2 separate regions of the Homo sapiens genome follow, and region 1 is linked to region 2. Evidence: read pairs that join two places in POLR2A ChIA-PET (ENCODE). Cell type or tissue: MCF 10A. All regions are shown on one strand. Links, peaks and the distances in the headings refer to the core of each region. The heading gives the core; the rest is flanking DNA. Region 1 overlaps PCNX4 (pecanex 4). Region 2 has its middle 14 kb from the start of DHRS7.

Region 1 (4,408 bases), core at 148-4,147, 80 kb before region 2:
AAGCCATTCAGTGTCTTGTAATATGATAGTGTGGTCACAGCGTTCTCCAGGTATCCACCCCATATCTCTCGTACTGTTTGGACATAGGTCCTTGGTGTGATTTCTTTGCTCCCAACACAAAGCATTTTGGCTGAGTTGGCCAAATGAAGGGGTGAGCCAGATAAATCAATACCAATTTAAAAGGCCTGTGTAACAAATAATTATTCTTGCTGTACTGTATCCAAATAATTAAGCCAAGTATAGTAAAGCAAACCAGTCCTACCATGACTTGTCTTTTAATAAGTGGGAAACTGGAGAGAGAAAATTATGTTTCAAAAACTGTAGCACACCTGTTGTTAAATTCTAGTCTTGCCTCATGTTTTCCAATTTTTAGTATTTTCTACAGTTTAAATTCTGATTTTTCTGGCTACAAGTTTCTAAAATAAGTTGTGCTTCCTTAAAGTCCTATGAACTGAAAACTAGATGTTTTATCAGGCGCTGCCTCTAAACCCCCCAACCATCACAGAAGGAAATCTCTTCACTGCTGGCATTGACAACTAATAACTGAGGGTGCCCGGAATCCTTCACCCCATGTCTAGTGAGTCTACGGAACCAGGGTAATTGAGACAATATCTGTTACAGGAATCAACTCCTGGATACATCACACTTGAGTCAAAGCCTGGAAAGCTGAGGAAGCAACCCCTGAGAGCCCAAAGGAACGTCCTAAATATAATGGAAATTATTTACTACGCCTTGTGGGAATTGCTTTACTCTACTATTTGCAGTAGGACTATATACTATAGCACCTTCAGGGTGGAATATCTGACAGGGAATCTCAATTGCTGTAGCATTTTGCTTAATTATTATCCTCATAGCAGGAATAACTGTTACTAACAAAAGATAATATGTGGGCCTTTCCAAACATGTGCCTCTGCCTCTCATTAGGTAGGGAATGTTGTTTCTATCTCAACCAATCAGGCCTAGTAAGAGACTGCTGAAAAACTTAAAGGTCTAAAAAGCTAAGGGAATACCAAAACAACCAGACAGATTCTTGGTTTGGGAGCAGAATCATAGCATGGGTCACCCCATTCCTGGGCCCTCTCCTAATAATATGCCTAGGACTAATGTTCTTACCCTGCCTAATTAACCTTTTTCAAAGATTTTTAGCTGACAGACTCATGACCATTTCACACACAACTACCCAAAAACATCTACAGTGTTATTTCTGCAGTCAATCCAAGACCCAAAAACTGTCTGTCCCCTTGTCAGCAGGAAGTAGCCAGAAAGAACACACTGCCCCTCGTCATTTTTATAACTACAGGGTCTGGATTGACAGAGCAGGAGCATCACCCTCTTCGACTTCGACGAGGACCATCATTTTAAGTTTCACCTTGATCAAAACCCACCAAAATCCAAAGGGCATCAGCCTTATGGTTAAGGTCAGCATGAACATAAATCACACAACATCTCTGACCAGAAACATTCGAAACCCCTCCCGGACCAGAGACATGCCAGCCCCGAGATAACCTTCCCCCTGGCTGGAGAGATGTCAGCCCCAAGATAACCTCCCTTCTGACCAGAGACATTCCAACCCTACCATAAGCTTCTCCCCCATGCAGAAACATTCCAAACCTGTAATAAGTTCTGTCACCAATAAATACTGTAAGTCTGTAAGAGAGAGCTTTCCTGACTGAAATCAGCCAGAAGCCTCTCTCAGGTTTATTCTCCAAAACAAACCTGTCTTTGACTGTTGAGCCACTTTGTATTTCTTTCCTCTTTAACTTACACTGTGACCTTACAAAACACTCTTATTCAAAAACCCTCCAAAAGTCTTGAATTTGAGTGAATACCTTTTTATAGATCCAAAGAGATGTTAACGTGCTTGTTCCTTTTCAGTCTTTCTTTTCTAGTACTTGGGTAGACTTTCCTTTGGTTGGGGAGCGGGGTGCTTACCATATAACTTGTAAACCAAAGCATGAAATATATGTTTCTGTTTAAACATCAAAAGTCTTTTGCTGGGCACGGTGGCTCACACCTGTAATCCCAGCACTTTGGGAGGATGAGGCGGGTGGATCACCTGAGTTCAGGAGTTCAAGACCAGCCTGGTCAACATGGTGAAACCCCTTCTCTGCTCAAAATACAAAATTAGCTGAGCGTGGTGGTGCATGCCTGTAATCCCAGCTACTCCGGAGGCTGAGGCAGGAGAATCGCTTGAACCCGAGAGGCGGAGGTTGCAGTGAGCCGAGATCATGCCATTGTACTCCAGCCTGGGCAACAACAGCGAAACTCCGTCTCAAAAAGAAAAAAAAAAAAAGAAAGAAAAGACTCCAGAATTTAGCTGTCTATCCATGGCATGGCATTCGGTTAAGATTCCATAGAGTATTTTCCGGATTATAATGGTAGCTATCTTTGCATCTCTGGATTCCTACTGGTACCCTCAACAGATAGCACTTGGCTATCAAAAAAACTTCATGTATGCATACTTTTTAGAATTGCTCTAGTAGTAGCAAGTGATTTTTATCCAGAGCAACTGAAAATTAAGTTCTTTCATATCATGCTTTTGAGTACTTAGGTGTAGGCCAGTTTGTTTTCTTTTCCAGGTATAAAATTTTCCGTTTTCCAAATTACTAAATTTGGTAATGCTTGGAAATGTAAAACTTTGGTATATTTCCTTGCAGATTTTGTAAAATACTTTTTAGGAATATGGATGAATACATTGTATTTATTACTGAAAGTTTGTCTAATCATTTTTAAACAAGCAGAAATTAGTTTTTCTTGATAAGTTTAATTTTGTTTAGGTTATTTATAAATTAACTTTATCTTTCTTGCTTAATAATGAAAATTGAAAGAATTCCAGAATTGCTTCTACCAAAAACAGTTATTTGAAGGGAAAATGAGATTTACTGGATTGTAACCTTTGGGTTAGAGAGAGCAGTATTATCACTGAGCACATTGTAGGTACCCAAAAGTTTGTAACTAAAAGTTGAAATTGTGGGAAGTAATAATTTATCTTTTAGCTGTTTCTTCATAGAAGGAAGAGTAACACATTTGGCCTATATTTAACAACTATCAAAATTTAAATATTTAATCTTTTCTAGCATCTTCTAACAGTGCTTTAAGAAAAAGGTAATGGTCAGGTGCAGTGGCTCATGCCTGTAATCCCTAATTCCAGCACTTTGGGAGGCTGAGGCAGGCAGATCTCTTGAGGTTAGGAGTTCGAGACCAGCCTGGCCAACGTAGTGAAACACTATCTCTACTGGGGAAAAAAAAAATTAGTCAGGGGTGGTGGCTCATACCTTTCGTCCCGGCTACTTGGGAGGCTGAGGCACAAGAATCGCTTGAACCTAGGAGGCAGAGGTTACAGTGAGCCAAGATCATGCTACTGCACTCCAGCCTGGGTGACAGACTGAGACTCTGTCTCAAAAAAGAAAATGAAAGAAAAGGACAAAGTAACAGGAAGAAAAGAAAACCGTCATGTCAAAGAGCTAATGCCCTTCATATATGAAAAGTTCTTCCAAATTCGTAAGAAAAATGTTCAAAAATGATCACTTCAATAGAAAAATAGGCAAAGGACATGAGCCAATTTACAAAAAAAAAATACCATTTTTCTGCACACACACACGCCCCCAAACATATATACATACTTGTAATTAATTTTGTTTTTTAATTTTTGAGACGGAGTTTCACTCTTGTCACCTAGGCTGGAGTGTAATCGCGCCATCTTGGCTCACTACAACCTCTGTCTCCCAGGTTCAAGTGATTCTCCCGCCTCAGCCTCCCAAGTAGCTGGGATTACAGGCACCCACCACCATGCTTGGCTAACTTTTGTATTTTTAGTAGAAATGGGGTTTTGCCCTGTTGGCCAGGCTGGTCTTGAACTCCCGACCTCAGGTGATCTGCCCACCTCAGCCTCTCAAAGTGCTGGGATTACAGGCATGAGCCACCGTGCCCTCCGTAATTAATATTCTTAAACCATATTCATGAAACAATAATAGGATTTTGAGGACTCAGCTCTGATTTGTTAAATCTTGCCCAAATTCCTGTCTAAGGGGCCTAGAGAGTCATGCCCTACAAATCATAAATTCTCATCAGGTGGGTTTTATTTAACCCTGTATATCTTGACTTTCCAATCTGACTCTGGCATAACAAGGAAGAAAATAAAAATGTTTTACCCAAAAATATATTTCCTTGCCATACCTTGAAATTGCCCTGCAAAGTCTCTTGTGGGAAAAATCCACATTCTATAATGAGTCCCCTTTCCCCTTTGTTTTCCTTCCTTCCTTTCCAGATCCAAGAGATAATCAACTAACAGTCAGGTACCCTTTTAAGTCTGATAAGAAATATTTTACCACCTGCTCTCTGAAGTCTGCTCTCTGAGAGCTTCCTCTGCACAGTGAAACTTGGTCTCCACAATCCTTTATCTTAACCT
Region 2 (4,408 bases), core at 107-4,106:
GAGCCTTGATGGGGCCACTGCACTCCAGCCTGAGTGACAGAGCAACATCCTGTCCCCAACAAACAAATAAAACCCCTGAACTTTGCCAAAGGGAGCAGCCGTTGGTGTGTTGTATTTCTTTAGAGTATCAGTAACCTATTATATTAATCAGCAGTGATGAGTAATTAAAGAGAAATCTAATTCAAATAGGAAAAGAAAAATATTGTTGCCTTTTGTTGATTAGGTACAGAAAATTTGGTACCATATTGTAAAAGTACCAATTTCCTTATCTCACCCAAGTTGATACAAAACCATCATTACCACTGTCTGCCATCTCACAGAATCACACAAACTACTGGAGAATTTTCATCTTCCTTTTCACTCCCTACCAAAGCATTCATTTATTCATTTAAAAACAATTGCACTCACTATATAACAGCTTATGAGCTGTAAATACAACAATGGATAGAACAGACAAAAATTCCTTCCCTCATGGAACTTACATTCTGGTGAATGGGCCTTTTACTTTAATGATTAGATTAAAATAATGCTGTGAAGTATGCATGTGGGGGGGGGGGAGGTATCAAAATGCTATAACTCATTTATTCATTTAGTTATCCATTAGGCATTAAATTAGGAAGTGCATGTTACATTCTGAAACTTACCTTTTCAGAAGTCAGTTGCCAGTATAATGAAACACTTGCTTTGAAATGATGAAAATTAGATTTCAAATAAAAAACTTTTTCATTTTTATAAATTAACATTAATAGATTTTTTTAAAATTAAAAATAGCAAAAGTTTATTGCAATCCATGTAAATAAATGATGCAGGAAGGCATAAGGAAAAGTAGATGACCTTCCCTGTGTGAACTCTCACCTACCACAGTAGGCTAACCATAGCTCAGAGCCTGGGATGAGCCTTCCTACAACATTCCCTTTCTCATATAAACATTCCCAAATATTATAATTAATTTTATGTAATTTCCATTTTCATTTCATTTAAAAATGATCAAATATCAGCAATATCCCTATGGTTTTTTGCTTGAACTTATAAAAACAGTATTGTATTATACACTTCACACTGAGACTTGCTTTTCCAGTTTACCAATATCATGAACATCCCTCCAGATAGATTTAGTAGATTTGACACTTTCTTTTTAATCACTGTCTACTATTCCATTGAATAGATATACCACAATTATTCAATCATATCCATTACTGATGGGCATTAAAACTGTTTCCTTTTTGTATTAAATAACTACAACCAATGGTTTATATCCATGTGTATCTGTGTTCCTTATATACTGATGCTGTTATTTCTATGAGATGAATTCCTAAGAGTAAAATTGCCGAATTAAGAGTATATTTAGGTTTGTTTAGATATGCAAATACTTACCATTGTGTTTTAATTGCCTACAGTATTCAGTACAGTAACATGCTATACAGGTTTGTAGCCTAGGGTATAGTATCTATCCTAGGTGTGTAGTAAGCTATACCATCTAGGTTTGTTTAAGTACACTCTACGATGTTGATATAATGACAGAATCGCCTAACAACCCATTTCTCAGAAAGTATTCTCATCATTAAGCAACACATGGCTGTGTTTGTTCCTTTGTACTCCGTATTACTTCATGCTATTTCAAATTTTGTGTTCTTTTAAATTGTGTTTTCTAGTTACTTGCTGCTGGTATATGAATATGAAATTAACTATTATAAATTGCTTCGATAACAAGGCACTGTGCTAAATTATCCTATTTTTAAATTCTATATGTTTTCTATGTAATTAAACCTATTATTAATAATATAATGATAGTCTAATTTCTTTTTCCAATACTTATGTCTTGATTTCTTTTTTTTTTTTTTGCACTGTCAGGAATTTCTAATACAGTGTTGACTTGAAGTGATAAAATGGGTAACATTGCCTAGTCCCTAACTTTATTAGGAAAGCTTAAAATTTTTCTGATTTAGGATTATGTTTGCTGAAGTTTTTTATAGATAGATAGATAGGCAGAATCTTTAGGTGAAGAATATTCTGTTTCTTTTACCCTCCATTTTTTACTACAAAACTTTCCAAATATACAAAAGTTAAAAGAATAGTACATGATCATCCATATACCCACTAACTATTAGCAATTTGTCATATTTGTTTCATCTATAAGAAATATAAATGGGGCTATGAAGGCTGTGGGAAATCGTACAGTGATTGAAATCATATATAAACATAGCAATGTCTTTGGGGTCTAAAAAATTAGTGCTTTCTAAACTTTATGAAGGAGTTTCCAACAAACGACTTATTAATGTTGATCAGCACATTGGATCGGAATGTTGGAATGCTGGCAGCAGGTTTGTAGGCAGATGCTTGTTCTTTAGCAGACATAGCAAGAGAAGAAGTTTCCAACTTTAAATCTGACTTTGGTTATAACACTCCACTAAAACATCTTGCAAACAGAGTGGACATGTATGTACATGCATATACACTCTACAGTGCTGTTAGATCTTTTGCCTTCAGTTTCATGTTAGGGTCTTACAGTATGAATGACAGTGCACAATTTTCCATGATTGACTCATCAGGTGTTTTATATGGTTATTGGGCCTGTGCCACTGGCAAAGCCAGGCAAGCTGTAAAACAGAAATAGAAAAGCTTCAGATGAAAGAAATGACCTGCTATGATACTGTTACAGAAGTTGCTCAAGTAATTTACATAGTACATGATGACGCTAAGGATAAAGTTTACGAACTCAGCTGGGTTAGTGGTTTAACTAAAGGAAGACATGAAATTGTTTCAAAAGATATAAGGGAATAAGCAGATAAATATGCTAAAGAATCCTTGAGTGAAGAAGACAGGTCAGATGATGATAATATGTAAAATTTACTCCAGTATCTATTCTATGTTAAATTCCTATTACAATCCCGCGTAACTATATAGCCCTGTGGATTACACATACCCACTGACCAATTTTTTATTAAATTTTCATCTTGTAAAAGACAAAACAGAAACAACAACAAGATAATTTTAAAAATTAAAAATATTACCCCACTACTTTCTGGCCTCCATGATTTCTAATGAGGAACCCGCCATCAGTCTTATTAAAGATCACTTGTACATGATGAGTTGCTTCTCCATCTTTGTCTTTTGATAATTTGATTATGTGTCCTGGCATGATTCCTTTTGCATTTATCCTTCTTGGAGTTAATTGAGCTCCTTAAATGCTTAAATTCATGTTTTAATTTTTAAAAATCAAATTCAGGAAATTTTAAGCCATTATTTGTTCAAATATTTTTTTCTGACCACTTTGTCCTGTCCTCTCCTACTGGGATTCCCAATATGTGTATTTGGTTTGCTTAATGGCATCCCATAGGTCTCTCAGGCACTGTTTGTTTTTCTGCATTCCTTGACTGAATAATTTCAAAGGACCTATCTTTATGTTTGCTAATTCTTTCTATCATCCTGCTCAAATATGCTATTAAAATTCTCTAGAGAAATTTTTATTTCAGTTACTCTACTTTTCAGGTCGAGAATTTCTGTCTGGTTTCTTTTTATAATTTCTATTTTTTATTGATATTTTCTATTCATTTATCATTTCCCTGATTTTCTCTCACACTTTCTCCATGGTTTCCTTTAGCTCTTTGTGCATATTTAAGACAGTTTGACTAGGTAGTCCAATGTCTGTGCTTCCTCAGAGATAGTTTTTGTTCATTTCTTTTGTGAATGGGCCATACTTTCTTGTTTCTTTGCATGCTTTATAATTTTTTGTCAAAAATGGAAACTTAAAAGCAAGATAAAGAACAGTATTATAATATTTATTTAATAAACTCTTCTATAGCCAGGTATTTTTCTGCATGTTTTACAAATATGAAATCGTTTAGTCTTCTGAACAATCCTGTGAGATAGTGTTGTTATTATGTTCATTTTACAAGTGAGAAAACTGAGGGATAGAGAAGTTAATGTCATTGCAGCTAGTAAATGGCAGGGCTGGGATTTGTAGGAGGTGGAACTCTAGAATCTGTGCTTTTTCTCACTGTGCTGTATTTCATCTCTGTAGCTAGAGATTACTCTTTTTTTCCATTTATTCTTTATCATGGTAAAATATACATAACAAAATTTACCATTTTAACTATTTTTAAATATACAATTCAATGGCCTTAAGTATAATCAAATTGTTGTGCAAATGTGATCCAAATTTGCAAACATTTTTTCATTATCTCAAACTGAAACTCTGTACCCATTAAACAATAACTCCCTATCATCTTCCCCTGGCCCTGGTAACCACTATTCTACTTTCTTTCTCTATGAATGTGAGTATTCCAGGTACCTCACATATATGAAATCATATAATATTTGTCCTTTGATGTCTAGCTTATTTCATTTAGCATAATATCCTCGAGGTTCATTCATGTCGTAGCATGTTTTGGAATTTCATTGCTTTTTT

The links. Peaks named below come from ENCODE experiments on the same cell type or tissue, not always from the same donor. Only the 100,000 strongest peaks of a DNase experiment are listed, where the experiment ranks them.
Region 1: POLR2A ChIA-PET joins it to region 2 with 5 read pairs; 9 of 35 experiments call an interaction of 5 or more read pairs at or near these places.

What each region holds. Positions count from the first base shown.
Region 1 is chr14:60,096,665-60,101,072 of GRCh38, forward strand. All of the region lies in intron 1 of PCNX4 (pecanex 4), which reads left to right. Among named protein-coding and RNA genes, the nearest start is that of PCNX4, 6.9 kb to the left of the region's middle. In MCF 10A, for the core only: no CTCF peak of the experiment used is centred there; no DNase peak of the experiment used is centred there.
Region 2 is chr14:60,177,174-60,181,581 of GRCh38, forward strand. It overlaps the pseudogene PSMA3P1. Among named protein-coding and RNA genes, the nearest start is that of DHRS7, 14 kb to the left of the region's middle. In MCF 10A, for the core only: no CTCF peak of the experiment used is centred there; a DNase peak (open chromatin) is centred at 2,538.